Linked DNA regions of Homo sapiens: region 2 is linked to region 1. A link is a loop called in an ENCODE intact Hi-C map of the cell type or tissue named here. Cell type or tissue: heart right ventricle. All regions are shown on one strand. Each heading gives the region's core, and the rest is flanking DNA. Links, peaks and the distances in the headings are about the cores only. Region 1 has its middle 140 kb from the start of C10orf126. Region 2 has its middle 87 kb from the start of C10orf126.

Region 1 (16,019 bases), core at 3,730-11,729:
TCTCACTTACAAATGCAAGCAAAATGATGAGAACACATGGACACAAAGAGGGAAACAACACACACTGGGGTTTTTTCAGAGGGTGAAGTGTAGGAGGGAGAGGATGGGGAAAAATAATAACTAATGAGTACAAGGCTTAATACCTGGGTGATGAAATAATCTGTACGACAAACCCCCGTGACACAAGCTTACCTATATAACAGACCTGCACATGTACGCCTGAACTTAAAATAAAAGTTAAATAAAAAAATGTTTAAAAAGAAACATTTCTTTATTGTGGATTCAGTCTTCTTGTGGAGGTATATTCTTTAGCTGTCCTTCCAGCAAACATCTGAGAGAGTATATTTCCTAGGTCCTGATGTCTCTGAAAATGTTTCCATTTTGCTCTCATTCTTAAAAGATGGTCCGGGAACAGAACTCCAAGTTAATAGCTATTTTGCCTCAACTGTTTTTAAGATAGTACTTAGCTTTCTTCTGGCATTTTTTTGGTTTGGTTTTGTTTTATTGTTCATGAAAAGTCTATTAGTGATATTTCTTTTGTGGGCAATCTAATTTTTTCTCTGATCACTTACAGTATTTTCAGTTTTAAATTCTGCAAATTTTGCAGTTTAACATGGTATGTACGGAGATTTTAACTTCATTAATCCTGGTGGATATTTTCATTCTGATTTATAGCTTTCATTTTTCCTAGAAATTTCCCAAAAAATTTGAATGTTTTCTCTCCTTATTCTTTCTATACTCTCCTACTGAAAGTCTGTTCATCAAATTCTCCTGTTTTCCATGTGTTTTAACTAATTTTAAAAACAATTTTCATGTTTTTATCTCTCTATGCTATGTTCTGGGTATTTCCTCTGTTCCACATTTTAATTCACTCATTTCTACTTTAGCTGTGTTTAGTTCATGAGTTAATGCATTTGTATTCTTCCTCCATAGCGGTGGTTATTTCTTGCTTTTGAATACAATGTACAACTTTTTTTCTTCTTTGGGACAATTTAATAATTTTCTAAAATGTCTACGTATTTGGCATAGAAAGCATTTATATACAGTAGAAGCAGACAGAGAAATTTTAGTGCGTGCTGAACTCACAATCTTGATTGCTTTTTTTTTGAGATGAAATCTCATTCTGTTGCCCAGGCTGGAGTATAGTGGCGCTATCTTAGCTCACTGCAACCTCTGCCTCCCAGATGCAAGCGATTCTCCTGCCTCAGCCTCTCGAGTAGCTGGGATCACAGGTGTGTACCACCATGGCCGGCTAATTTTAGTATTTTTAGTAGAGACAGGGTTTCACCATGTTGGCCAGGCTAGTCTCAAACTCCTGAACTCAAGTGATCTGCCCGCCTGGGCCTCCCAAAGTGCTGGGATTACAGGCATGAGCCACTGTGCCCGGCCACAACCTTGATTACTTTTTGACTTAGAGTAAATGCTATCCTGTCCTGAATTATCTCACCTGTTGTTGCCGTGATAACCATATTAACCAATTTTCGTATTCTGACAAGGGAATGTTTCATAAATTGTCAATTTATTTAATTAAAAAGTCTTACAAAAGGCCAATCACGTTTAACAATTTTTTGAAAATAATACAATTACATGAACCATAATAATCCCACCAAAGTCCAGAGTGGAAAAGTCAGTAGAAATAAACATTTCTGAATCTATTTTTATGACTCAAGCACTGACAAGGCCTGAAAGGTCCTTTCTTGCTCCATAGATCTCTAGATATGGGAAGTAGAGATGAAATGAATGTGTATTAAGTGGACATATTTTATATGGTTTCTTTAAAATCTCAAAAGTAAACTGTTTCCTTCTGATTTGCTTCTTTGAAATCAAAGTAAGATCTAGCAAAACATTCCAGTCATTTAAAATTCCCCCACTGATAGTGATTGTAATGGTGGGTTTTGTTTGTATTTGAGGGCTGATCACATTTATAAACATATAAGCTGTATTATTGTGAAATTCATGGTCCTTCATTAAAATAAAGTTTACAAAACATCCTTTTATTATTATCTCAATTATTTTTTATATTGTTGCCATGGTTACAGTCAGTAACATTAATAGTTAAACAAAGGAAAAACTAGGCTTTCCTTTGTAAATGGAGAAAGGAATAGTATTTTCTTTGTTGCTTTCAATACGCAGGTTTGAAAAAATCTTGGTTATGAAGTCAGGGAATTACATTACACTTAAGAGCAAACATCATATATAAATCTTCTTATGTCTTCTTGGTTATTAATTAATGTGCTAATGATGCCAGGAAGTTTCTTAGCTGAAGCTTGTGGTTTAAAGTAGCTGTTCTTGGGGGAAGAAATTTGGCCAGATTCCCTTTATAGACCTAAAGATTTTAGTACTTACTATACAATGAAGGATTTGTCCTCATTTTTGGAAAACTAATGAAATTAGTAATTTGTGATGCATGTCTGGTATGGAAGGAAATCACAATAAGATCTACATGCACCTTTTTAAAAGACGAATTGCAAAAAATGGCAAACAAACAAGCAAGAAAAAGCACATGCAATGCGTTCAATGTTCCTGGGAGAACAAGCTCTTTCAAAATTGAAAATATATATTGTTCAGCATTGTTACAAATGAGGTACCTGTGTATTAAACTGGCTTCAAATGATGGATTGGAGTTGTAATTGATTGGCTTCTCCCACCACCAATCATATGTGTCCCAGGAGATGTCATAGGAGGGCTCATAACTCATCTCCCACCCACAGCCTCCCAGTAGTCATTACCTGGTTGCAGGTAAAACTCTCTTGATATCTCCCAACAAAAAGATGTTTGTTGGGATCAGAGGGTAGAGACCTGCTTAGACATTTGAAAACAAGGAGAAAACCCACAAACAGAGGGCTAACATCAATGTGGGTAATATCTAAATTTTGTTTACTGTATATCAATGTGGAGAATAAATGAGGAGTAGAGTAGTTCTTTTAAAAGAATGAAAATTAGGCCTATTCTAGAGACAAATAGATTCCGCTGATATTGACAATTGCCTAAATCATTAGTCACTGTGAAATCTTCAAGATTTTGCAGCTTTTTTGATATTGACTTGATACTGCCTGTTTTTATCTGGACCTCTCCAGATCGCCTGAGTTTCGACTGTGAAGATCTACTCATATACTGCTTTTCTTCTAGATTCTTGTCTGGGAATATTTAGGATCAACATCCAGGAATTCAGCATTTCCTATGGGATGTTGATATTTTCCTTTTTTCATCTTAATTGTAGACGAAAGTTGGTAAAATGAAAACCAGCTTCACATTTATGAACCTTGAGTGAAAAAGGAAAAATGCCTTGAGATGTACTTAATCTTTTGAGACGATTTAGGTGTTTTCTGTATATAACTCTAGATATCTGTGCAATTTCTTTGACCAGGGGAGCAAGAAGTTTCAGTTCCTTTAAACTCATATAAGAAAGTAGAAGTACTCCGAAAAGAAATGACTTCTAAGAGGGATACCAGAAGTCAGAGAAAGGGCTAGACATTGAAATCTGGTTTCAAATACTCTACAAGCAGAGGAAAAGTCAGGAGAGCAGCTCCTATGCACAAAGATGACAATGACAATGCTATTTGTAGTATCTGAAAATGGACTAAATTGAAAGGTGCTTAACATGAAAAGTAGACACACACAAAGTTAATATTTCTTGTAGGCAAGAGGGTTACAAAAGAACACTGGTGTCGTCTCCTGCTGCCTTGATAACATAGTGCACATCAGAAGCTCCTGCAATGAATTTTAGGGTAACTTTCATCTGAATGGAATCGCTCTCCACTTTACTATAACACCAGATTTGAACATTCTAAGTGTGCATTTTTAATATTTTCAAAAACATTGGGTTGGTGCAAACTGATGGTGGCTTTATGCTGCCATGCCATCGAATAACTAAGGATACCACATCTAGTTCCCCTTGGCTAACTCATTGCCTAGGACAGCGATAAGGAACCAAGCATGGAAGCTTTAGAGTTTTACCCCACACCTCCCATTCCAGTTGCTCTATCCACCCCTCACCCCCGCAACAGCATAATACTGCATTTATTAAATATGTGCCTGGGAAGTTTCCCCTAGAGCCACATGCACTTCTGTCCATATTTTACAGTGGTAGGTGGTAGACCTGGAGAGAGAATGTGCAAGTTACCCACCTTTATGAGGCTGTTGAAAATCACTCCCAGAATTACATCTCATTTCTAAATGTATACTTTGGGAATAAGGGCAAAGAATTAGGAAATCAATGGGATTAACTAAATTCACTGCCCTCTTATTTCTTATTTTTATAACACTTAAGGGTTTTTTTGTCTCATTAAGATCTTGGCAGAGCACTCCATTACAGAGTTCCCATGCTCCCGATAGGAGGAATATATTCTATTGCATTTTTTGGCTCATATGTTTTAAGTGTTTCTTCAACAACACGAGAGTGAGCATCAGATCACCTCTGGCTAAGGAATGAAGGAACCCACTTCAGGAGAAATTGCACTAAGACTACCTTTGTTTTAAGGGTGTAAAAATCCTTAAATCCTACTTGCACAGAATTGCGTAGACCCTGCTGAATTTTCATCAATATTGTCTTCTTTCCAACTCCTTCTACTGCATTAGCCTATAGCAACTGGACCGTACACAAATAAGTCTTAGCACTAAACTGTAGAGCTCCTTCTCAGACAACATCCATGACAGGAGAAAGGGGCATGAAGAGATGAAGCACAAAGTATACATTGAAAAAGTTGTGGGTCATGTTTTTCAACACATTTTCTTGCTTGGTTCCATTCAGTGAGCTTTGATTTCCTTTAGTTCTGGGTAGAGGATTTACGCTTATTTTTTTCTGACTAGGTGAACTATCTTTAAATACAGTGAAAAAATTCAGAAACTCTGTTATATCAAAGACTTCTGGAAATATGGGGAAGAAGGTAAGGAAGAAATTGGGCATGGTAGTGCACACCTGTAGTCCCACCTACTTGGAAGGCTGAGATGAGAGGATCATGGGAACCCAGGAGTTCAAGACCAGGCTGGGCAACTTAACAAGACCCCATTTCACAAAGAAGAAGAAGAAGGAGGAGGAGGAGGAAAGAAAAGAGTGACCCACAACCCAAAGCCTTGCCATTTCCCATAAAAAAAGCCACAATCTGTCCCTTGGAGCACATGAAGGGCAAATCTCCAGTCTAAGAAGAGGCTCCCTTCTTCCCCGAGTGCAGGAGGGGAAGCCACCTGGGATCTTCCAGCATGAGCTCATGTACCTGCTGCTGTCTTTCACGACACTTGAAAGCAATTGCATTGTTTTCTACGACCGCTGTAACACACCACCACACACCTGGTGGCTTAGAACAACCCAAGTTTATTCTCTTGTAGCTTAGGAGGTCAGAAGTCCAAAATCTGTCCTTGTTGGCCAAAATCAAAGTTGGCAAGGCTGCTGGAATTCCTTGGCATGTGAACGCATTACTCCAATCTCTGTCTCCATGGTCGCACCTCCTTGTCCTCTTCTGTCGGAAATCTCCCTCTGCCTCCTTCTTAGAACACTTTTTTTTTGGGGGGGGGGGGAGGAGTTTTGCTCTTGTTGCCCATGCTGGAGTGCAATGATGGGATCCTGGCTCACTGCAACCTCTGCCTCCCGGGTTCAAGCGATTCTCCTGATTCAGCCTCTGAAGTAGCTGGGACTATAGGCATGCACTACCAAGCCTGGCTAATTTTGTATTTTTAGTAGAGATGGGGTTTCCCCATGTTGGTCAGGCTGGTCTCGAACTCCTGACCTCAGGTGATCTGCCTGCCTCGGCCTTCCAAAGTGCTGGGATTACAGGCGTGAGCCACTGCACCCAGCCCTTAGAACACTTTTTATTGCATGTAGGGCCCACCCAGATAATCTGGAATAATCTCTCCGTTTTATGATGTCGACTTTATCACATCTACAGACTTTGCCTTTTAAGATGCATTCACAGATTCCAGGGATTAGCACGTGGCCCTCTTGGGAAGCCAGGATTTGGCCTCCGTAACACCTGTTGTTTCTCTGGTACTCAGATTCCAGGGAAGTGGATGTGTTCATGGTTTCTCTGCAGAGGAGCTCATTCCAAAGAATGATGGACACAGGTTAGTAGTTGTCCAGGCCAGAATGGAGGGATTACAGTATGTGATGATCTGTACTGGGATTTCCGAGACTAAGATTTGGTCTGGAGAGGGTGTGTTAATTATACTTAAAGTCTTCTTTCAGTCTCCTGCATATGAAGCAATACTCTGTGTACTTGGAAGGATTTAGAATTATGAAATGTTTCTTTTGTCTGGAACTAGTCTGCCTGTGATGCTAAGTAAGACAGATGGATGCGAAAGGAGATGCAACATAGCATGGGGAAGGCCAGGAGAGGTGAACGAGAAGTGAAGAAAAACAGATGATAACAGCAAGAGATGGGATTTGGGCTGGGCTCAGAAGGATGGGTGTCTTTTAGGAAACCATCCATGCCCATCTCTCCCATATTATTTAGTATCTACCTTTGCTTATGTCGTCATAAGGCTTCTCTCGTTGTTTCTAGTAGTCTGTTTACCTGGCTAGGGTGAGGACAATGGCTTATCATGTTTTAGTCCGAGATTCCCAGCATGTAGCATGGCGCCTGGCATGCAGTAGAAGCTCAATAAATATGGGCTGAGTTGAATGAATTAGTGGAGAGGAGAGAGAAGGAAATTTTGGGCAGAGAGCTAGCTCAAGAAAATGCTTGGAGGCAGGGCAATTTTTCTCATGTCAGTATAGTATGAGTCACCATGAGGAAAGTGGGGCAGTGAACCGGACTGGGCTCGGGGGATGGGTGAGCAGAGAGGAAGTGAGGAAATGGCTGCTCTGTTCTCACCACTGCTGGCCATGTTCCCGTGGCTGTTCTTGGCAGGTGTGAGGAGGTGGCGGGCCGTGCCTGGCAGAACACACCCATTGATGCAGGAGGTGGTACAGAAGAGGGGATAAGAGCAAGAGCCTTGCAGCTTGAGTCCTAGCGCTGCCACCTGTGTGAGCTTGGGCAGACTGCTCACACCCTCTAAGTCATGGTTTTCTTTTCTTTTCTTTTTTTTCTTTTCTTTTCTTTGAGATGGAGTTTCTCTCTTGCCACCCAGGCTGGAGTGCAATGGCGCCATCTCGGCTCACCGCAACCTCTGCCTCCCGGGTTCAAGCAATTCTCCTGCCTCAGCCTTCTGAGTAGCTGGGATTACAGGCATGCGCCACCACGCCCTGCTAATTTTGTATTTTTAGTAGAGACAGAGTTTCACCGTGTTGGTCAGGCTGGTCTGAAACTCTCAACCTCAGGTGATCCACCTGCCTTGGCCTCCTAAAGTGCTGGGATTACAGGCGTGAGCCACTGCGCCCGGCCTAAGTCATAGTTTTCTTATTTGCAAAATGAAGATCCATCTCACAGTTCTGAACTACGGATAAAGAAGACAAACTGTGCAAAGAGTTTTGTGCAGTGCCTGGGATGTAGGTAACACTAATATTATTGTGACTATAGATCACATCCATTAGGCTCCTCACTGGAGGGAATCCTGGCTACGCTGTGTGACTGGATGTGCCTTGGTCAGCAGTATTGACTGGTGCTGACATCTGAGCCTCTTCTTCCTTGCACAGTGAGCAACTAGCCAGCTTGTGTGACTCCATTAGGTCCCAGAGCAACTTTGAAGAGAAACCTGGTGATTCTGGAGGACAACGCCCATGTTTCTCAGGCACTCTCTGCAAATGTGAGCACCGATAGGGCCTTTACTAAGGATGAAGTTGTGGCTCTGGATCTGTAGTCTACCTCCAGCTTGCAAAGCTCTTGCCTTGCAGCCTTGAAAAACCAAGCGAAAGTGCATGGAGAGCTTTGAGGCATCCTAGCTCTGCAGGAAAACAGGGGTCAGATGAGGCAAGCTGTGTGGTGCTAGATCTGATTGTAGAGCCAGGCTGTGTCACTGGACCTACTTCTCAAAGAGATTAGACAGGATCAGAGCCAATGGGACCTTTTCCAGTGTTAATTGGACTTAGTTATAAATAACACGGAAGCCTCTTGTCATTGCTCCTCTGGGTGTCTGGCTTACATGCCAAAACACAGAACTTGAATAAAAATGTTCGAGACATGCTAGCAGGTTTCAAGGTCTTCACCCTCGTGACAGGGGTTGCGTAGCAGGTTTCCTTCTCATCAAGAGGCTTAAAAGTGAGAAGGAGCAGTGCATTTCAAGTTATTTGATAAATTGAGTAAAACCCATTTGCCAGTTGGAATTTTTTTTTAATAGAGGAGGTCCTCACTACAGTTCTAATTAAAAATCAATGTGATATATAATTAAATTCTAGTGATCATATATGCACCAGCCCGTCTCTTTAGCTTTTAGCTGAAGGCAGGGGAGGCATGCTGTTATTGATCAGTGCAGGAGCCCTTTGAGGTTGTCAATAGATGTCTCGTCTGAGAGCCACGTGGCTGCTCAAAACCCACAGCAGCGCTCAGAGCTGAAGGACACTCGACTGACTCCAGCAAAGGGGGCTGATGCTCCCTGACCATTTAAGTGCTCTGCCAGGTAGGCCAGGACCCCGTTCACCATCTCCACCTGCCATCCAGTCCTCCAAGAAGTGAGCTCTGGGGAGGAGGCTTTGGAAAGGGAGAGGAAGCCAATCAATGTTTTCCAGCTTCAAATTATCATTTTAGCTTCCTTTTCCCCATTAGACCATGGGTAAGTCCCCTCTAATTATTTTCCATCATGTGTGTCAAGTACCAAGTCAAGTCCGCTGAGTCAGAATGACTAAAGATCACATTGATTCAAGACTTATCCGAAGGCCACTGACGTGTCTAGGTGGTTCCATCCAGTCTGAGGAACAGTCCTACCCCTATTACATGAAGAACTATCATTGGGATTTTCCAGTTTCTTAGAAAGATGTTCATGTTTCTTTGTATGAATTCTTGGCAACCTCCCGAGCAATTTATCATAAAAGCTCATGTGCGTAAAGTGCAAAATCCTTCTCAAAAGACTTCCACAATTTTTATTTTTGTCCTCTCGTGTGATCCTCATCACAATACAATGATCTGAGGCATGAAAGTGGTTTTTTTTTTTTTTTTTTTTAAGACATGGTCTTGCTCTGTTGCCCAGGCTGGTTTCAAACTCCTGAGCTCAAGTGATCCTCCCGCATCAGCCTCCCAAAGTGCTGGGACTATAGGTACACAACACCATGCCCTGCTGGAAGTGGCATTTTTATTCCCACTTTACGTAGGAGCATTTCCTCACCCAAAGCAGAGACTGTTAAAGGGTTGATCCAGGTTTCTCCGGCCTGGGAGACTTTTGGAGTAGAACTTGGGTCTTCCAACTTCCTGTCCCATGCCTGACACCTGACACCATGCTGCCTGCTCAGGGACCATTGCTGACCCATCTTTCACTGCCAGGCCCTCCTCCTCCTCAGAAGACTTTATCTCTCCCTCCTTTAAAGCTGAATTTAGTGACAATATATTTTATTTTTGACTCCCACTGTTTCTTTAGTTTTTTGGTTTTTGTTTTTTAAATTTCAGACAGAGTCTTGCTCTGTCGCTCAGACTGGAGTGCAGTGGCATGATCTCGGCTCACCACAACCTCCGCCTCCCGGGTTCAAGCAATTCTCATGCCTCAGTCTCCCAAGTAGCTGGGACTACAGGCACCTGCCCCCACACCTGGCTAATTTTTTATATTTTTAGTAAGAGATGGGGTTTCCCCATGTTGCCCAGGCTGGTCTCAAACTCCTGATCTCAGGTGATCTGCCTGCCTCGGCCTCCCAAAGTGCTGGGATTACAGGCGTGAGCCACCATGCCCGGCCATAGATTTTTATTATTCAAATACCAATACGTCGTTGTTGTAACGGATTTAAATTATGTATGAGAATATAGAGCCCAGTGTGAAAGGGCCCATTCCTGGCTTGGAGCTTATACATCCTGGCTGCTGTCCTGGGCCACCAGGGAATGTCTGCTTTCCCTCCCTTCCAGTATGTCTTTCCTCCTCCTCTTCCTTTTTTCCTCGTCATCCTCTTCCCTTTCCTCCTTCTCCTCCTTTCTCCTTCCTTCTCCTCTTCCCCTTCTTCTTCCTACTTCTCCTTTTCCCCTTCACTTTCTTTCCCCTCACATCTCTCTTTCTTCTCCCATATGTATTTAAATAAAATAAGGATGTTGTTTTACACAAATAAAAAAATAGTTTTAGAAACATGCCTTGGTGGAAAGCAAGAATTTTTTCAAAACCTTTCTTATATAAAGGAAAACGACACAAAGCCTCCTGTAGTGTAGAGCTGGAGCTAATTTTAGGAAGAAGGAGGATTTGACACACATGAAGGAAAAGAGAAGCTCGTTCGCCACGAGACGTGGGGAGCCAAGACAGGGAGTGAGACAAAATAAAACCCCGTGAGTCACCTTTGAGCTCTCTCCTCCTCCCCATCCCAAATGCAGGCTACCAGCAAATCCTCCCTGCTCTATCTTCATAACATATCCAAAATCTGGCCGGGCACGGTGGCTCATGCCTGTAATCCCAGTGATTTGGGAGGCCGAGGTGGGCGGATCACTTGAGGTCAGGAGTTTGAGACCAGCCTGGCCAACATAACAAAATCCCATTTCTACTAAAAATACAAAAATTAGCCGGGCGTGGTGGTGGGCAGCTGTAACGCCAGCTACTCTGGAGGCTGAGGCACGAGAATTGCTTGAACCCGGGAGGCGGAGGTTGCAGTGAGCTGAGATTGCACCACTGCACTCCAGCCTGGGCAACAGAGCAAGACTCTGTCTCAAAAAACAAAACACACACACACACACACACACACACACACACACACACACATATCCCAAATCCTTCCTTTTTTCATCACCTCCCAACTCACATCCTGGTGCATGCCATGAGCATCTCTTTCCTGGATTTTTGCAGCTGCCCCACTGGTGTGCCAGAGCCAGCTTGTTAAATCACCTGAGCCGAATATGAAGTTTCCAGGAATTCTGCAAGTTAGTTGTTAAATGCAACCATTACTAAAAATTAAACAATATAAACTTATTATTAAATTATATTAAAAACCAAGGTAATAAATATTTAGAAGTCAACGCTTCCTGATTTTACTCCATTTTACGGAGGCCGTTGATCTGTATTGTATTCACATGGTAGGAATACTGTACGATGCCAGGCTGCTGCACATCTCTCCCCAACTCTGCTTTTATTCTTTTTATTGATCTATTTATTTATTTGGAGATAAGGTCTTGCTCTGTCTCCAGGCTGTTAGAGTGCAGTGGTACAATCATGGCTCACTACAGCCTCAAACTCCCGGGTTCAAGTGATCCTCCCGCCTCAGCCTTTCAGGTAGCTAGCACCACAGGTGCATGCCACCATGCCTGATTACTTTTTATTTTGTATTTTGTAGAAATGGGATCTCACTATGTTGCCCAGGCTGGTCTTGAACTCCCGGGCTCAAGCAGTCCTCCCACCTCGGCGTCCCAAAGCACTGGGATTACCAGTGTGAGCCACCATGGCCTGCCTGTTTTCAGCTTTATTGGTGGAAATCAGCTATGGTGGAAGTATGAACACCACAGAAATCACCAAACACTACAAATCAGTAGTGGTCAACACTTTATAAATGCTCACTGGCCGTTTCACTCTGAATGAACAAAAGTCCCCATCTTCTGAAGAACTCACCAGGCCTGAAGCCTCCCCGCAATTCCCAACATACACCTTCTTCCCTAGTCTGGTAAGTTTATCCTACTGAAATACTACACCTGGAAGCCCAGCTAAAGTCTCACCTCTCTAGTGGAACTTTCCTTCTATTTTATTTATCTGGTCTTCCTGTTTTCCAATTCTTTTTATTTCATATACACAGTCTCACACTAACCTGTTCCTCAATGTCTCTGACTTTACTGTAAGTTCATAGACAGAGTCCATACACATTAGGTGCTCAATAAAGGCATATCAGGGGCTGGGCACGGTGGCTCATGCCTGTAATCCCAGCACTTTGGAGGGCTGACATGGGTGGATCACTTGAGCTCAGGAGTTCGTGACCAGCCTGGGCAACATGGTGAAGCCCTGTCTACAAAAATTAGCTGGGCATGGTGGTGCATGCCCGCAGCCCCAGCTACTTGAGAGGCTGAAGTAGGAGGATCGCTTGAGCCTGGGTGGTTGAAGCTGCAGTGTGCAGTGAGCATGTCACGGCACTCCAGACTGGGCAACCGAGCAAGACTCTGTCTCCAAAAAGCAACAACAAAAACAAAAGACAAATCACTGATGCAGGACTAGAGACCTGGCCCAAGATAATGTTACTAAGAGTAGTGAAAACAGATTTAAATATCATTATCATCTGATGGACCTAACCTTTCTGTCATTTGTTTCACTCATTTGCATAACCATCTGTGAGGTAAGCAATATTATCTGAACTTTACAGATGACAAAGTTAAGAAACTTGCCAGGTCAGACGGCTAGTAGGAGGCAGAGCTGGAACTTGAATCTGTGCTCTTTCTAAGAGGAGGAATTACTGGAGGAAAATGACCGAGGTTTCCATGGTAAATTGAATTGTGTTGGGAACTATACATGGTATTGGAGACTGCTCTGGTGGCACCATGAATGCCCTGACTTGGATACTCTTGTTTTCCAGGTAAAGAGACTGTATGTGGTGTTTTGACATTTTTCCAGAATCCCAATGTGCACAAGAGGCTTTCTGGGTGTGAGACATTTGTAACTAGGGGAATTAGTGCTATCCTGTTGGGCTGGCCTCTTGGAAGTGATTTGCCTTGGTTTTTCTCAGTGAGGGGACTGAAGTTGGGGAAAATGACAACAAGGAATTGTAGCCCTTCTTGCTGTGGTTGGCTGTGACAACACATGACACACATCATCCCCTCCACAACCAGAACAGGGATTCATGGGGACCCCAGAAGGCTTGACTGATGGACTAAAATGTGGGCTTTGATGGCCTCCTTCTTTTGGCCCTGCTTTTGTTTTTTATTGTTGTTGTTGTTGTTTGTTTGATTGTTTGTTTTTTCTGAGATAGGGTCTCACTGTTTTTGCAGGCTGGAGTGCAGTGGCATGATCACGGCTCACTGCAGCCTTGATCTCCCCAGGTTCAGGTGATCCTCCCACCTTAGCCTCTCAAGTAACTGGGACTACAGGCACGTGCCACAATGCCCAGCTAGTTTTTGTATTTTTTATAGAGAAAGGGTTGTGTTGCCCAGGCTGGTCTTGAACTTCTGGACTGAAGCCACCCTCCCACCTTGGCTTCCCAAAATGCTGGGACTACAGGTGTGAGCCACCACTCCTGGACTTGGGCCTGCTTTTGAATGATGCCAAGGCCGTCACGGTGGTCTCAAAGTCAAGCAATACAGTCAACCCAGAACCATGTTGGGCTCATCTGATCTTAGAGTCAGCCTCTCTCTGATACATTTAGATCATGTATTAGAACGGCAGCAAAAGGCACATGATTGTAGAGAGGGATGAGCTTTAACCAAGGTTAAAGAGCTTTGGCTCTTACTGGTGATGGTCCTGAAGTCAGTTATTTTGCCTCTCTTTGCCTCGGAGTTTCTTCATTTGCACAATAGGGGTAATGTTAGGATTAAAGGAGATAAAGTATGGGTCTAGTACATGGTCAATGATCATCAAGACGAAGGTTTTCTTGCAGAAATACAGGTCGGGCCCCTCAGCAGGGATTTGGCTGGTCCCACCTGATGTCATTCTTCCCACTAGTTTCAAACTGGGCTGCTCGCCTGTGGCCAGGGAGTGTATTCCAAAGCATTCCTGTTCGCCAGCTCAGGCCTCAGGGCTGCTGTGAAGCTGCAATTCCTTTCATGGAGCTCATGTGTGTGACAGGGTGTGCCCAGCTCTTAAAGTGCTTTGAAGAAAATGCCTTTGTGCTAAAAGCTCTATAAATATAAGGCGCAGACCTGGGCGTGGTGTTTCCAGAATACTCCCAATTTGATGTTAGCTGTCATCAAAGGCTCAGGTCATAGAAAAGTTGGAAATGGGGGTGGTTTGCCAATTCAGTGATTCCCCAAAGCAGAGATGATTGTTTTTTCTTTTTTTTTCCAACTTCCATTGCTTGATGGTACAAGGCCCATGTTGCCTTTCTTGTGTCCAGAACTACACAAACCTGATTTCAAGTATCCTTTTGAAGAATTACCAATTGCATACTCTCTCTCTACCCCTTTCTTCCCCACCCCACCCACCAACCATCCAGAGCCATCCAACAGCTCCTCCTGGTGGCCATTGCGGAGAGAGATTCTCTGATCACACACCTTTACCTTCAGTATGAATGTGCTTCATTCATTTATTCAACCACTTTTTATTGGTTAACTACTATGCACAAGGCATCTTGCTAGATGCTGGAGATACCAATAGAACAAATAGGGTTCCTGCCTTCATGGGGTCACAATTCTGTGAGGAAACAGACAAACAAGTGATTATAATTACACAATGACTGTGTCATAACAAAAGTATGTACAAGAGCATGGGGGAGGAGCAGGAAAGGAACCTAAGGCATGTTGATATTGAAGCTAAGAAGGCCACAACTTCAGGGCCTTCTCATTTGCATGGTCCCCTTCTGAGGCCATATCACATGTGCATATAACACACACACACACACACACACACACACACACACACACACACACATATTTTTTTCAGACAGGGTCTTGGTCTGTCACCCAGGCTGGAGTGCGGTAGCGATCACAGCTCACTGCAGCCTCAAACTCCTGGGGTCAAGCGATCCTCTCGTTTCAGCCTCCGGAGTAGCTGGGATAACAGGTACACACCACCACACCTGGCTAATTTTTGTATTTTTTGTACAGACTGGGTTTTGCTATGTTGCCAAGACTGGTCTCAAACTCCTGGCCTCAAGTGATCCTTCCTCCTCAGCCTCCCAAATTGCTGGAATTATAGGTCTTAGCCACCATCCCTGGCCTATGGTCATAGATTTTTATAAAATTTACAGGAGTAACCCATTTTGAAGGAATCAGTTAAGATTACACTTGTCTTCTGCACTAACACTTACTGTCATATTTCTCCTGTTATTGGGGGACATGGAAGCAGGAAAAGTTGTCTTTGGAACTGGCTTAGGGAGGGTTGAGTTGGGGATAGAATTCATTTGGGTTTAGTGAGGTTTTTTGTTGTTGTTGTTGTTGTTTGTTTTTTTTTTTTCTTTTTTTGAGATGGAGTTTTGCTCTTGTTGCCCAGGCTGGAGTGCAATGGCGCGATCTCAGCTCTCTGCAACCTGCCCCTCCCGAGTTCAAGTGATTCTCCTGCCTCAGCCTCCCGAGTAGCTAGGATTACAGGCATGCGCCACCACACCCGGCGAATTTTGTATTTTTAGTAGAGACGGGGTTTCTCCATGTTGGTCAGGCTGGTCTCGAACTCTTGACCTCAGATGATCGGCCCACCTCAGCCTCTCAAAGTGCTGGGAATACAGGCATGAGCCACCATGCCCGGCCCCTGGGTTTAGTGAGATATTTTTATGGGTTCATAGTTAAGCTATTGTCAGGCTTCCTTGTGTAGGAGCAGCTTCCAGAAATACTTCTATCACCCACCTTTCTGACTCAGCAACGCTGTGACATAAAGCTTCATGATCAGAGGCTACATCACAATTTAAACATGTCTGCTAGCTCCGGACACCAGAGCTAGGTGAACAATGGAGGAGAAACGTGATTTAGATAGATGGAGCCAGAAGCTAGTCTGCGGAATGTTCTTCAAATTATCAGACGTGTCACTTTGTAAGCAGAGGATTTGGTTGTGGGAAAACTTGAGAGAGGCTTCTGCAGATGTGGGAGCAGTTTTCAACACTTTTTTTTTTTTTTGAGACGAAGTCTCACTCTTGTCCCCCAGGTTGGAGTGCAATGGCACGATTTTGGCTCACTGCAGCCTCTGCCTCCTAAGTTCAAGCAATTCCCCTGCCTCAGCCTCCCAAGTAGCTGGGATTACAGGTGCCTGCCACCACGCTCGGCTAATTTTTGTATTTTTAGTAGAGATGGGGTTTCACCATGTTGGCCAGGCTGGTCTCGAACTCCTGACCTCAGGTGATCCGCCCACCTCAGCCTCCCAAAGTGCTGGGATTACAGGTGTGAGCCACCGCATCCGACCCAGTCTTCAATGAC
Region 2 (16,019 bases), core at 2,948-10,947, 53 kb before region 1:
TGGGAGGAGTATTCACTAACTTTACTTGTTTTGTGATTCTCTTGGAAGGTAAATAGGGCAAATAAATAACCCACATTTCCTCTGTTTTCCACTAATCAAGGAGGGATTTGCTTGCTTACTTATCAAGTGTGTCTGGTACTCACCTAGATAGAAATATGGACCGGAGGAAAGGTGTTTCTCTCTGTGTGTACATATTAAATAGATCTGTATGCCTTTTCTCGTATTAGAAAAAAAGAGGCCGGGTGCGGTGGCTCACGCCTGTAATCTCGGCAATTTGGGAGGCCGAGGCAGATGGATCATTTGAGGTCAGAGTTCGAGACCAGCCTGGCCAGCATGGCGAAACCCCATCTCTACTAAAAATACAAAAAAAAAAAAAGAAAGAAAAAGCGGGGCGTGGTGGTGGGCATCTGTAATCCCAGCTACTCAGGAGGCTGAGGCAGGAGAATCGCTTGAACCTGGGAGGCAGAGGTTGCAGTGAGCCGAGATTGCGCCACTGCACTCCAGCCTGTGCGACAGAGCAAGACTGCATCTCAAAAAAAGAAAAGAAAAAAAAGAAAATAAAGGCAAGCAATGGAGAGGGTGGTTGTGGTTCACAGAGGTCTGTGAGAAAATGTGACATGAGAGATTGATGTGCTAGTTCTCCTGCTGCACCACCGCTGGGTATGACACGTGCTCCCTGCACTGAGTCCCTTTATCTGATAGGACATTGCCATCATGTCACTTAGAAAAGCTCACTGAAATTCTGCTACAATTCCCTCTACTTTGAATGGAAGGAATTTGTTAGCTTAAGCGTCTTCCAGGAAAGAATATTGTATCAGGAGGTCATCGGGATGTCTCCTAAAACCCCTCAATGTCTTACTAGCCGTATAAATTGGACGGAGTTCCTAACTTTTTAGGCCCTTGGTTAGTTTATCAATGAAATGGAATCGTACACATATACGCATATGCAGACGTATATATGAATATACATACATCTATGTATACTCACATATCACACACATAGAAGCCAGTTGCAACCATTATATGAAAACATTGTCTGAATGTGTGTTCTGATTAGAAATTAAAGATTAAGACATTACACGCATTTGTGTAGTGTAAGCACACTATTAATATTTTTTGAGAATGGTGACTATAGCTGATGATTGATGATAGAAATCCAGGTCTTATGAAGTGTGCATGAAATATTAGCCTGGTGAATCCTACTTTTAAACTACGTTTAATCCTACTTTTTCCAGGGCAAAGTCATTTGCTGTCATGCTTGGAAGGAGTAGAACCAAGTGTTTATGAGCATGGACTTTGGAGTCAGGTAAACAGAAGTCCAAATCCTGTTTCTACCACTAATAGCTGTGTGACCTGGGGCAAGTCACTTAACCTATCTGAGCCTGTATTTTTTTTATTTATGAAATGGAGATAAAGATGCTTGACTCATGGCTGGTTGGGACCGCATACTGCCCACTGGGTAGTGCCATGTCAGGTTGTGATTTCTTGAAACCATCAGGATCAAACAGGCATTCTGAAGATGACGGAATAGAAGCATGCAAAGAACTCAGGTCCCTGATGACATGGTTGAACCACTGGATTAACAAACCTTGAAAAGCCACTCAATTTTCAGACTTCTCGATACAGAACATAATATGACCTCTTATTGGTTCAAGCCAGTTGAACTGGTGGTTTTTTTCTGTTACTTGTAGCTGAAAATTTCCTAACTCATAAAATAACTTTATCTTAAACAAAATTAAAAGCGTTTTACCAACCAAAGCCACAAGTGGTGTAGACCAGCAGTCCCCAACCTTTTTGGCACCAGAGAACTGTTTTGTGGAATACAATTTTTCCACAGACCCAGGACAGGGGTAGGGTTGGGGGGATGGTTTCGGGATGAAGCTGTTCCACCTCACATCATCGGGTGTTAGATTCTCATAAGAAGCGTGCACCCTAGATCCCTCGCATGCATAGGTCACAGCAGGGTTTGTGCTCCTATGAGAATCTAATGCCACCACTGATCTGACAGGAGGCGGAGCTCAGGCGGTAATGCTAGCTCACCGACTGCTCACCTCCTCCTGTGTGACCTGGCTCCTAAAAGGCCACAGACCACTACTGGCTTATGGCCTGGGGGTTGGGAAGACATTTTTGCTAAACAGAGGAAAATTAGGATGAAATCCAGGGAGGAGGCTTAGGTAACATTTAGGGTAACAAATTGAAGGGAGTCTCCAGGGATGCTCTTCCAAGGAGAGGGTTACCAAGGGAACTGTGGTCACTTTACTTCCAGGAAGGCTGTAAAATGTTTGGATCAGGAGAGGGCCATGTTTGAAGGTTTTTAAAGAGTTTTTTGCTTCTGAATTATGTATGCGTGTGGAGCATGGACTGGAGTGAGCAAAGATTCCATTATGGGGAATGTTTCTCAAAGACTGTTGTAACAGTCCAGGTGAGAAATGGTGTGCCTCTGAACTAATGTGGGAACACAGGAGAGGGAGATTTGGAGGTTTGGTGCATTAAGTGAGAATATCGTCAAATTTTTTAAATGAATACCAGGAAATTATGTATCATAGAAACCAAATAAGGGGAGAAGACAGTGTGAAGAAGAAAACAGTGATCACCACCACGAATACTAATATCTTTTTTAAAAAAATTATGATTTTTATATTTTAAGAGACAGGGTCTTGCTCTGTTACTCAGGCTGGAGTGCATGGTGCAATCATGGCTCACCGTATCCTTGAACTCCTGGGCTTAAGTGAGTCTCTTGTCTTAGCCTCCTGAGTAGCTGAGACTATAGGCATGTGCCACCATGGTTGGCTAACGTTTTAATTTTTTGTAGAGATGAGGTCTCTCTATGTTGTCCCGGCTGGCCTCAAGTGATCTTCCTGCCTTGGCCTCCCAAAGTGCTGGGATCACAGGCATGAACCACACCCAGCTCAATACTAAAATCAATAACCAAACATTGAGAGCTGGCCTTGTGCCAAGCACTGTCAGACTGTTTACACATATTATTCTATTTAATCATCATGAGAAACCCATGACATAGGAGCTCATATTATCTTCATTTCCTGATGAGGAAACCTAGATTTCCAAGACTTCATATCACAGTGCTCATAAGAGTAGATCCTGGATTCAAGGTCTTACTGCTCCTGAAGCCTGTTTATTTATCCACAGGATACTCTCCTGATATACCACGATGCAGAATGTCAAGTAGGAAAAGAAGCTGTTGCATTGGGCAATTAAGAAGTCATTGGTGAGAGAAGTTTCAGGTAAATGACTTGCTGGCGTATGGAAGTAGAAGGAGAGAGGGGAGGTGGCTAGGGAACCAGCCTTTGAAGAAACCTAGAACATGGAGATAGAGTGTTTTAGCCTAGAGGTAGACAAGGTCATAAAAGATATTTTTTTTCCATTGGGTATCATAAGAATTACTATTATATTTATTAGTCATAATTATAGTGGTTTGAGGATTACAGGTAGAAAAGTTTACCCTGGTGTCACTTAGAAATCAAAATATTTTCAATCCTCAAAACAAATTTTTCTCTTACAAGGGGACTTAAAAAGCTCATGGAAAATAGAATGAAAAGATAAATGTTAAAAATATAAACTTTATTTCTCTACATAAGCTCTTCAAGTTTCAGATACTTGTATAAGTGATGATATCAGCCATTTAGTCCATTCCTAAAGAAATGAGGGTCCTGGGAATTTAACCATGTCAATACAATCATTTTTACATTATAAACCAAGAAAAATGAGTGTTCTTTAGAGATTTTTTAAGATTGGGAAACAAAAATAAATCAGAAGGACTGAAATCAACACTGTAAGGTGGATGCCTAATGATTTCCCATAAAAACTTTCACAAAATTGCCCTTGTTTGATGAGAAGAATGAGCAGGAGCATTGTCGTGGTGCAGAAGGACTCTCTGGTGAAGCTTTCCTGGGTGTTTTTCTGCTAATGCTTTGATTAACTTTCTCAAAACCCTGTTATAATAAGCAGATGTTATTGTTCTTTGGCCCTCCAGAAAGTCAATAAACAAAATACCTTGAGCATCCCAAAAAACTGGTGCCATGACCTTTGCTTTTGACTGGTCCATGTTTGTTTTGACTGGACCATTTCCTACCTCTTGGTAGCCATTGCTTTGATTGTGCTTTGTCTTCAGGATCATACAAGTAAAGCCATATTTCATCCCCAGTTACATGTTTCTTCTCCTGAAGAAATGCTTCAGGATCTTGATGCCACTTGTTTAGAATTCCCAAAGCTCAGTGCTTTCTATTTCCTGTGCTCTTGATCTGGGCGCAATGGTTTTGGCACCCATCAGGTGGAAAGTTTGCTCCACTTCAATTTTTCCGTCAGAATTGTGTGAGCTGAACCAATTGAAATGATGTCATTGTTAGTTAGTTGATTGTTAGTTAGTTAGTTAGTTAATTGAGATGATGTTAGTTATTGTTTCTGCTCTTATTTGTTGGTTCTTTTCAATTAGGGCATGAACAAAATTAATTTATTCCTTGCAAATTGATGTAGATTGCCGCTATGGGCTTCATCTTCTACATCATCTCACCCCTTCTTAAAATAAATGAGCCATTTGTAAACTAGTGCTTTCTTTGGGGCATTGTCCCCATTAACTTTTTGTAAAGCATTAATGATTTCACCATTCTTTCACCCAAGTGTCACCACAAATTTGGTGTTTGTTCTTGTTTTACTTTAGCAGAATTCATGTTGCTGTGACAGGGATTCTTTTCCAACAGACGTCTTATCCTTCAGAATGCCTCAGACTAGATCCTGCTCAGACATGTTATAATAAGTTAGTACAAATTTATGTTGGTGCAAAAAAATTTGAAATTCATGAATTTTTTTCATAATATGCATTTCCATGAATGTTTGAAGACCTCTAGTATTTCATATCAAATTCTAAGCAGAAAGATTTAGCAATTCTAAGTCTGGTTAGACTGGGAAGTCACGTCAGCTGCTGGCCACAGTAGAACTTGGAATGACAACCTCTCTTCCATCCCGTCCAATAGATTTGGGATGAGCATCCTAATTAAATGGACAATATCTAATCAAAATTGAAAGTCTGTCACAAACTTGCCCAACGATTATTTACATATGTGAGATTGCTGTTGTACAGTGGACTTTTCTGGGGAACACTTTCAAGTTGAACCAGACTTAATGTTTATTAGAAAAGCATTCTGGCTGAGTTGCTGGCTCTGTGAGCCAATCACAAATGCCAAAATTGCTGGCTAATTGCTTCAGTGTAAATGCCAGCTCTCCTCTGGGGCTTCTGAAAGGTTAGCATTCTCTTGATACTCTCAACTCTGCTCTTGAGCCCTGGGAGGCTGCCCAGTTGGTAATGGGAAAAGGGTAGCAATGGCCACTTTTCCTCTTCCTTAGGATGGGATTAATGAGAGAGACTGGAGACTGAGCTAATACACATACTTATTTGCAGAGTCTTGATGGAATCTGAGGGTCTGATTTTCATGACTTTTTGGATTGCGTGCTTCTAGGGGGTAGGAACATCTACACTTCTTCTTACCCCTCCTTCTTCTTAATCTGGAAACACTCTACAGAGAAGTGGAGGGCAAGTAGAGGGCATGCTTCCCAATTAAACAGGAGGTTTCAACATGATGATGTAAACAACGAAATAATTATACTTCCCTGAGGCATTGTTAAACTTGTCTTTTAAGGACTTTTAGTTTCTTTCTTGATGAAACAAATTTTGTTAGCAGGCAAGCTTTTGGAGGCCAGAGACCAGGTCTTTTGGCTCTCTTATATCTATCATAATCGTGATTGCTGTTCGTGAAATATTTTCAGTTCTTTCCTTTTCTGGGCACATGGTAGGATCCCACTTCCTGATTGCTTTGTGGGTAGGTGGGTTCTTGAGATCAGTCTGGCCAATGAGTTATGATGTAAAACATGTGTCATTTCTGTGCTAGAAGATTGAGTTTCCGACTTGAGATCCTCCAGAGCTTTCCTTTCTGTTTGGCATGACAACCAGTAATATGCACGATGGTGGCTGCTTTATCAACATGAATACCTAAATATTTAGGAAGAATAGACTCCACTCCCATCCCCAACTCCTCTGGGCTCCTGCTAACTCTCAATAGACATGTAGTACAAGTGAAAAATCAACTTTGGTAGCTTTAAGCCACCAAAAATTTGGGGCTGGGCACGATGGCTCACGCCTGTAATCTCAACACTTCGGGAGGCTGAGGCAAGTGGATCACCTGAGGTCACAAGTTCGAGACCAGCCTCGCCAACATGGGGAAACCCTGTCTCTACCAAAAATACAAAAATTAGCCAGGCATGCTGGCACACACCTGTAATCTCAGCTACTCAGGAGGCTGAGGCAGGAGAATTGCTTGAACCTGGGAAGTGGAGGTTGCAGTGAGCCAAGATTGTGCCACTGCACTCCAGCCTGGGCAAAAAAGTGAGACTGTGTCTCAATAAAAAAATAAAAAAAGGAATTGTTTGTTACTACAGCATAATTCTTACTGACACAATGTAAGAGATAACCTATATTTCAAGTACAAACTTCATCTATATAATTTAGTATATGCTTTGAGCCACTATATACTATAAGCACCTTAAGGACAGAGGTGGTGTTCTATTCATTTTGTATTCCTGGCATCTAGCAGAGACACAAGATGTTTCTTTTCTTTTTTTTTTTTTTTTTTGAGATGGAGTCTCGCTCTGTCCCCCAGGCTGGAGTGCAGTGTCATGATCTGATCTCGGCTCACTGCAAGCTCCGCCTCCCGGGTTCACGCCATTCTCCTACCTCAGCCTTCCTAGTAGCTGGGACTACAGGTGCCCACCACCATGCCTGGCTAATTTTTTTGTATTTTTAGTAGAGACAGGGTTTCACCGTGTTAGCCAGGATGGTCTCGATCTCCTGACCCCTGATCCGCCCGCCTTGGCCTCCCAAAGTGCTGGGATTACAGGCGTGAGCCACCACGCCCGGCCAGGTGTTTCTTAACTAAAATTATTGTATGAATGCTTGGATACCTGAAGAGACTGGAAAATATGAAGAGAATGAGTAACTGAAATTCAATGTTTCTCCTAAATTTTAAGCTAATAGTTTCAGCTCCTTCTCTTAGCATTGCTTTCAAAAGAACAGCTTTTAAGAGTAAAATTTCACTAGATGTATTTTCTCTCTCCCTGCAGTCTGAAGTGGAATCATAGTAAATTACAGAAAAATAGTCTTTGGAGAGAGAAGGAATCTGGTTAATCCACAGGCCACACAATCATGGTTGAAAATTAGGTATGTTCAAAACAAGGGTGTTATTTCTGTTTTGTATAAGAGGAAGGCTTGCAATGTCCATTCTAGAGGTAGAGGTGTCTAGTCTTACAGCCAATGGTCTCAAATATTTGCTACTCACAACCATCTAATAACTTTATAAGTAATATAATAATTGATTTTTCCATATTTCAATCAGATTAAGATTCTCAGGATCCCTAATTTGGCTGATTAGAGGAATGAGATGATCAGTAATACCATTTCAAATGGCAATATTTCTAGCCAAAAGCTAAGAATCATTTTAGTTAACATATAGGCTGAATACACAGTTTCTATGGAACTTTCTGAAATATTGAAATAACTGGAAGGTTCTCCCATTACTATATTTGAGTAATAGCCCAGAAATTGGTCATTCCCGTACTTCATTCAGGCCCCCTACTATGCTACCTAAAAAAGCCATAGCCTCACCCTGGACATACCTTCTTCTTACTTGTGATCTGAAATTATACTATTTTTACTTGTGTACTTGGCTGTTGTCCAGTTTTTTCCACTTGAGTGTAAGTTCCATGAGGGACAGAGGGACACTTCTGTTCACTGCTTTCATTCTAGAACCTAGAACAGTGCCTGACACATACTCATTACTCAATCTGTGCTTTTTCAGTGAATGAGCGAATGATGGATCCATCTCTTGAAGCAATACTTGAATCGCAGAATTCTTATATTGATAGAAGCAGAAGGAAACCAGAAGTGCTCCAATTAAAGGCCTCCATTTTTCAGATCAGCAGACTATGAGCCATGCATAGGATCACACACAGGTGTGGTAGAGCAGGGACCATGACTCTTGGTCCTGTGTTATTTCCGTTTCTGCGTGCCAATGCCTACTCTATGGCTGCTGGAGAGGGAGGAGGTTGGGGAAGGTGGAAACACCTGGAGTGGAAAAGAGAAGTGCTGGGAACAGAGGACACTAGTGCCTTCAGCACATCCCATCTTCCCATTGCCACTCAGCTGACCTATCAGCAAAGGTGGGAGTGAAAGTTACAGGGATTCTGGGCCAGGTGCAGTGGCTCATGGCTGTAATCCCAGCACTTTGAGAGGCCGAGGCGGGCAGATCACCTGAGGTCAGGAGTTTGAGACCAGCCTGGCCAACATGGTGAAATCCCGTCTCTACTAAAAATACAAAAATTAGCCGGGCATGGTGGCACCCGCCTGTAAATCCGGCTACTTAGGAGGCTAAGGCAGGGGAATTGCTTGAATCCAGGAGGTGGAGGTTGCAGTGAGCTGAGATCATGCCACTGCACTCCTGCCTGGGCGACAGCAAGACTCCATCTCAAAAAAAAAAAAAAAATTACTGGGATTCTGGAAGGGAGAGGAATAAAAATGATGTGTGGGACATACCAAATAGAGTGGGCGGGGCATCAAGACTTCCCCCCAACTTTCCATCATAAATTTAGAGTGCCTTTTCTTTTTCTGTAGCTCTTTTAAAAATTATGAGCCACTCAGCCTCGGCCTCCGGAGGTGCCGGGATTGCAGACGGTGTCTGGTTCACTCAGTGCTCAATGGTGCCCAGGCTGGAGTGCAGTGGCGTGATCTCGGCTCGCTACAACCTCCACCTCCCAGCCGCCTGCCTTGGCCTCCCAAAGTGCCCAGAGTGCAGCCTCTGCCCGGCCGCCACCCCGTCTGGGAAGTGAGGGGCGTCTCTGCCTGGCCGCCCATCGCTAATCTCAAGTACCCAGGGACACAAACACTGTGGAAGGCCGCAGGATCCTCTGCCTAGGAAAACCAGAGACCTTTGTTCACTTGTTTATCTGCTGACCTTCCCTCCACTATTGTCCTATGACCCTGCCAAATCCCCCTCTGTGAGAAACACCCAAGAATGATCAATAAAAAAAAAAAAAAAAAAAAAAAGAAATACAAAAAATAGCTGGGTGTGGTGATGCATGCCTGTAGTCCCAGCTACTTGGGAGGCTGAGGCAGGAGAATCGCTTGAACCCGGGAGGCGGAGGTTGCAGTGAGCCGAGATCGCGCCATTGCACTCCAGCCCGGGCGACAGTGTGAGAAAAAAAGGTTAAGATGGCAACGTTAATGTTCCGTGTATTTTACCACAATTTAAAAAAAAATTTAAAGAGTGGAAAAAAAAATTATGAGCCACTGAGTATTTTAAAGGGGTTTTCTGTTATGTCATAAATATTCAGACTGGAAATGGTAATTGTTCCCTGTGATTAATTCTGCTTACTTGGGAAAGTTGTGCAAGGTTTTCACTGGAGGGTATGTCTTTTATGTTTTCATGTTACTCATGTGTATTGCAATTTGTCCTGAACTGGACTTGAGACAGTGGAGTTAGGGTTGAGGGCTTTTCTTTGTCTTTTCTTTTCTTTCTTTCTTATGGCAGTGTTTGGAAATACTTAAATTGGATGGATTGTATTACCCCTCCCTGGGCTGAGATTAAGGTAATTGATGGGGCTCAGGGCCAGAAGTTCCTCCCGGCTATTTCAGTTGTATTGGTCTGGGGTTAATGGAGAAAAACTCGGTGTTGAAGGTTACAGCGTTTCCCTTTGCTTCCATTTTAATGATACATGCCTGCCAGTGTTTTCTCTTTGAAGAGCAATTTAATAAACAATCACTGGCGTTTCATGTTGAGGGTAAGATTTGTAATGGCATTCATCTCCCCGGGAGTTCTTCCTCAGCAAGTGATTGGATCAAGGCCGTTGCGGTGAACACAGGCTAGCCCAGCCTGGGGCCTTCAAATGTACCATGGGTTCCCCCATGCAGGGCATGAAGATACGCTGGGGGTTGGGGTCGGCGACAATTTTCAGAATGATTCCGAACTCCGCTTAGATTTCTCTGATTTTAAAGACATTTCCCAAGGAAGTCAAACCTGAGCCTGCAATTACACTGAGGACCCTTGCAGGGGAGGCCAAGGGGCAGTGGGCACAGAAAGCTCTGGAATGTGATCTTCAGCCGGGATCTCTGCTTTGGGGTAAGAAGGAAGCTGAACAGCCAAAGGCTTTTATTGTTAAAGAGGAAAGTGGGGGCTCTGAGCCTTGAAGGAAGATCATCATCAAATGGTGCTTTATTCAACATCCACACTGGGAACGCATTGTTCTGGGCGCCATACAAAGCAAGCCTGGGCAAGGAGTGGGGCTTGTGCATCTATTTTTTATTAAAATCACATGTAAATTTATACAGCCACAGTAAGGGTGGGACTCAGGTTCTAGCCAAGGTGCTGTATGAGCCTGGGTGGGGCTGGGCCCGGGTATGCATGCTCAGAAGTAAGGAGCTTGACTGTTTTCTGGTTTCTCCTGTTCTGAAATTAACAATGATGGTGCTCTAGCAAAAGCACTGTGGACAGGGGAGTGCCACAGAGTGTCCCTGTGGCATGGCCCGGGGCTGAGGAGAAGGACATCTGTCATTCCTCTCCATCAGTGATGGGGCTTTGTGTGAGGCCATTGGGACCCACACCACTTGTCCCAAAGACCATTCAGTGACCACTTCTGTAAAGCCAGAGGTTGGCAGCATCTCAAATGTGGCAAGCCGGTTTATTTATTCTTTATCCTTTTGGCATGTCAAGATTGGAGAGAAAGTGGTACCCAGACATCCCTGTTTGGGACTCCTTTGAGAGCAGAGGTGTGACTTTTGACAAGGGGAGAACTGGTGGTGGCCAACTCTCAACTACTTCAAGGAAGGGGTGCTCATGGGCACACTGTGGCGGTAACTGACAGCCACTCAGTTGAGAGTGGCTATTCTTGAGGCTGTGGACTTGCATACTGTACTTTGTTTTATTTTTGAGACGGAGTCTCGCTCTGTTGCCCAAGCTTGAGTGCAGTGGTGTGATCTTGGCTCACTGCAACCTCTGCCTCCTAGGTTCATTCAATCGGTTCTCCTCCTCAGCCACCCGAGTAGCTGGGATTACAGGTGCACGCCACCATGCCCGGCTAATCTTTGTATTTTTAGTAAAGATGGGATTTTGCCATGTTGGCCAGGCTGGTCTTGAACTCCTGACCTCAAGTGATCTGCCCACCTGGGTCTCCCAAAGTGCTGGGATTACAGGCGTGAGCCACTGCACCCAGCCATACTATATATTTCTATATCCTGTTTATCTTTTATAAATCCCAACAATGAAAAAGATATTCTAAGCTGTAGCCAGTGAGATGCTTATTGGAAGTAATAATACAAAACTTATAATATGCCAAAGTGACTACAGAATAATTAGTATGGCCCCTTGGTGATGGTGGAAATGAGTTTTGACAGGTGAGTATGAAAGTAGACGTGGCCAGCATATGTTAAGGATAGAATTGGAGCTGCCAAAGATCTCCTGCAATAGCTCTTTAGAGTCAGCCTTGAGGTCATGCTTTTACTTAGGCTGCCATATAACCTAGAGGCTGGGACTTTCTCTGGCTTAGCCAGACACAATATTAGATGTAGAATAAGGAATTAGGGTCAGGGAAATCTAATTATTCTCCAACCTCTATCCACTCACCCATTTTCGCTGACAAATACACATTGAGATTGTCCTCCAAGACTCTAGTTATGTGGAAGAAGAAGAGTGATTTTCCTTCTCTATATTTCTGGGAAAGAATTAATTCTAATTCTGGTGGGTTTTTCTGTAGCAAGATTGTATGATGAGTTTATAAGCTACTCATGACAAATGGGAGACTGAGGATGGTTGAATGAAAAAGTTCTTACTAGAGTCATAAAGGGCTGATTTTTCAGGACAAACACAATGCTACCTGCCTCAGTAGAGTGCAGTGGCTGACAGAGGATTCCAGAACGATTCTCCCACCTCCCATTCCCAGCTCTGCTGTTTACTAGCTGTGTGACTTTAGGCAAAGTGCTGAACCTTTGAGTGCCTCCATTTCTGTATCTGGGAAATGGACATGATGATAAAGTTACCATAGGTTGTTGTTGAGGCAGGAGAATAGGCTCTGGAGGCAGGGAACCTAAGGCCAGCTCAAGCTGACCTCTTAGAACTAAATTGAAAGGAAAACCCCAACTTTCCAAGCTTAAGTAACAGAAGGACCAGAGGCTTCTCCCTTAGCAAACCCCCTCTTTTCTGCGCGGCAGATGGAAAATTGAAAGTACCTCTGATTGCGGGATAAGTCTTTGTTTGCATAGGAGTGCAACTTTGTAACTTCACTTTAGCCTCTGATTGGTTGCTTTCTGCAACCAGACTGCAATCAGACTGATTGCGGGATACTGCTTCATTTGCATGAGATGAACACCAAGTGGCAAACGGGAAAGCTCCAGTGGGTATTCGGAGCCCAGAAGATTCTGTAACTGGGCTCTTGAGCCCCTATGCTCCAGTTGCTCCCTCTCTGTGGAGTGTACTTTCGTCTTCAATAAATCTCTGCTTTTGTTGCTTCATTCTTTCCTTGCTTTGTGAGTTTTGTCCAATTCTTTGTTCAAAATGCCAAGAACCTGGACATCCTCCACCGGTAACATGGTGAGGGCTAAGTTACTGTAAGGGTTACGTGCGTATATTATGCAGAAAACACCGAAACAGTGCCTGGCACATAGTAAATACTTGATAAATGCTACAATTATTCCTTCTTAGTCCAGAACCTCAAATAGATACACCTATTTCCGTCTCTCTCACACCTATTGAATCTGTATTAGGTCCTAATATTTTGCCTGAGGGAGTTGCACTTGCTGGGTTTACCAATTAAAATGATCAGTTCACAGCCTTATGCCCTTCATAAGAAACAAGCAATTAAACGAATGTTGGTTGAAAAAGCCCTATGCGCCTCTTCTTCCTTCAGGACAGTGAAATCCTATCTCAGGCCAGGTTAATACAGCTAATGTGGGAGAAAATTTAGATCTCCATATTCATCTAGTGAATTTGGAAAGGCAAGAGTTATTCTGATTTATCAAACAAATTAGTGACTCTTAAATTTAGCTCTGTGTCTGAAATAGCAAAAGAACTTAATATAAATACCAGTATCTGGGCACCACTCCAGATCTGTGATGTGGTCTGGGCATCTGTATGTCTAATAAAAGTTTCTCAGGTGATTCGGAGCACAAAACTCCAAATGAGTACACAGCCCATAATACTGCTTTAGTTAAGCAGAGCTGAATAAAGTACCACTAAAGATACATTTATATTGAACAGGGTTCTTCCTGTTAGTATCTTTCATTATGAGATTAATGACTTGCTGCTATCTCTGGAAAGATATATTTGGCAAACTAAATCCTAAAGGAATCAAGTATTAAGTGATTATGGAAATCTAAGCCTCTTGGTTAGGCATTTCATACATGACTCTTTGTTGCTATCAACCTGGATTCACACGTTAATGACAGTAGAATTCACAAGTGTCCCAGAACATTACAACACACTCGATCGATATTAATCGAAAAGGAGAAGCAGAAATAATTTAAGTAAGATTGCAATTGCCACGGAGCTCTGACCTTTCAGAAACACTCGTACACGAAAGTGCCAGGACCCTCATGTTGCACGGTTCCAGGGGGCGCTGTTTGCAGAGTGTAGACTGAAGACTGCCTCCTAGGAAGGGCGACTTGCTGGCCTGCAGGACGGGGCACAGGCGCAGGGTCCCTGCCCAGCACAACCACGCCTTATCCCAGCTGGAGTCTGAAGGCCCCGCAGGGGAACTCCCCTCTCTTACTCACCTCCATCCCCTTCACCTCCGCTCCTGCAGCCTCCATGCACTTCAGTGGGAAACGGATCTGCACTACAAACTGCCCCCCTTGCAGAGTTCCAAGCTCATCTAATTACATAGTGTTTAGAACAGTGCAATAAATCAAAAGATACTTCCTTAGCCCTGGAGGTGAATAGAATAGTTTCATGTCATTAAACCCCACAACCAAGGGACCCTTTATGACACGGACTTCTTTTGGGAGGTGATGCCTCTGTCCGTGTGAGAGTCCTGGCTCCTGGTAGGTTTCTTCCGGTGCCTCCCAGGCAGTTGGAGGACGCCGCTCTCATTAGGTCATGTTTACTGAAGGTGCTTGTTTTCTGTCTCTCCATTCATTCGGTTACAGGACACCCGACGGGACAAAGCGTGTTGTAACCGACCACCAATGGAGCCGGCTCTGTTCACGGATTATGGTTGTCTTGGCAACCAGCTTTGCTGAACTCACCACAGCAAACATGGAATGAATGACTGGGTCAACACCCGAGATAAAAAGAGGGTTATGCAACTGTTTGCTGAACCCTTGGCGGGATTTTTTTTTTTTCTGGACATTTCCCAGAATGTCCCCATATTCAAAAATTCCAAATGAAGAATTCCTATTTAAACCCATAACAAGTATTGCCATTGTTCATAGAAAAGAGCTGTTGCTTTTGGAAATATAATTTAAGGTCTGCAGACGATTTGAACTGGGTGTTGCTTCAGTTTCAGTAACCGTGCAAAAGCGTATTTAACGATAAGTTTTCCCTAGACAGGAAACGAGAGAGGCCACTCATGTATTTCTAATGATCTACATAAATAATTTCATCTACTTAGATTCAAAACTTTAGTCATTAAATGGTTTTACTCTCAGCTAAATAGATTCTTGAAAATGAATTTTAAAACGCAGAAATAAGCTTTTGAAAAAAAATTCAGAGACAGGATGGAGCCTCTCTTTGTGGAAAAGCAAATTGGCAAACAGGACAATTTATTTAAGACAGTGAGTACAAAGGGAGCAAGGTTCTGGGCTCTCCTGTTTCCCAAGCCATTTAATTCTATGCAAACAATTACATGGTAATATAATCCAGGTTTCTAGAATAGTTTATGTTTATTTCTGTCTCGGACTGGAAGAAAAATATTGCACCGGGTAAGATAGTAACAGTTGTTATGACTTGTACCTGGGTGCTTGACACAGCTTTCCTCATAATTATTCTTTGTGTTTTCCTGATTTGTAGATTTCTCCTGTTTTCTGAGCTCTGACTCCTGGAGATGTTCTCAGCTTCTTCCTCCTCCCACCTTTTCTTTTCCTCCCAATAGAATCTGATCTGGGTTTTATATAAAGTAGGCCCGAAGAGCTGGTTGTTGTCCTCATAAACAGTTCATTTCAGATGGCTGAGTTGAGGTCTTTCTTACTTTTCTCCTGTTTGCTCCGAAGACACTGGTCCATGTTTCTTTAAATTCAAATCGTACTTCTCTCAACAGCAGTTTGTCCTGTCCTTAAAATCCAGCCAGGGGGGAGAAGGAGCCATGAAATATCTTGAAGAGTTTTTTATTTTTATGTTTTTAAAAATTGCTCATGGCCCAGATCAATTATTCTAGATTGAGTGATTGATTGATAAGTGTAGCAAGGGTACACTTATCACCAGATAATTTCAAAATCATTCAGATAATTTCAAAATATCTTCCTTTTTAGTGTGCTTTTATTTCCTGTTTTTATCTTACACACAAACTTTTTTTCTGGAAAATTATGGATAAAAATAATGAACATAAGTGCAAAAGGATATGTATTTTTTGAAGTAAATATTTTAAACAGCACTTACTATGTATTTATTTTTATATGTTTTAGAGACAGGGTCTTGCTCTGTACCTGGGCTGGAGTGCAGTGGTGTGATCACAGCTCATCGCAGCCTCGGGCTCCTGGGCTCCAGTGATCCTCCCACCTCAGCCTCCCAAGTAGCTGGGACTACAGCCATGCCACACTACACCTGGCTAATTACAAGTTTTTTTGTAGAGATGAGGTCTCACTATGTTGTCCAGGCTGGTCTCAAACTCCTGGCTTCAAATGAACCCCCTGCCTTGGTCTCCAAAAGTAAACAGCACTTACTATTATTTTTAACTTTTTATTTTGTGATAATTATAGATTCAAAGGAAGTTGCAAAGGAAGTTGCAAAGAAATGTACAAGGAGTTCTGGTGCCTC

What was found. Peaks named below come from ENCODE experiments on the same cell type or tissue, not always from the same donor. Only the 100,000 strongest peaks of a DNase experiment are listed, where the experiment ranks them.
Region 2: a loop joins it to region 1, with 5 times the contacts of the local background. A loop is called at or near these places in 10 of 110 quality-filtered maps.

What each region holds. Positions count from the first base shown.
Region 1 is chr10:28,977,804-28,993,822 of GRCh38, forward strand. No RefSeq gene overlaps it. Among named protein-coding and RNA genes, the nearest start is that of C10orf126, 140 kb to the left of the region's middle. RefSeq lists enhancers at 7,339-8,538, 13,053-14,252 and a silencer at 13,997-14,291. In heart right ventricle, for the core only: no CTCF peak of the experiment used is centred there; a DNase peak (open chromatin) is centred at 6,818.
Region 2 is chr10:28,925,774-28,941,792 of GRCh38, forward strand. No RefSeq gene overlaps it. Among named protein-coding and RNA genes, the nearest start is that of C10orf126, 87 kb to the left of the region's middle. RefSeq lists an enhancer at 1-139. In heart right ventricle, for the core only: no CTCF peak of the experiment used is centred there; no DNase peak of the experiment used is centred there.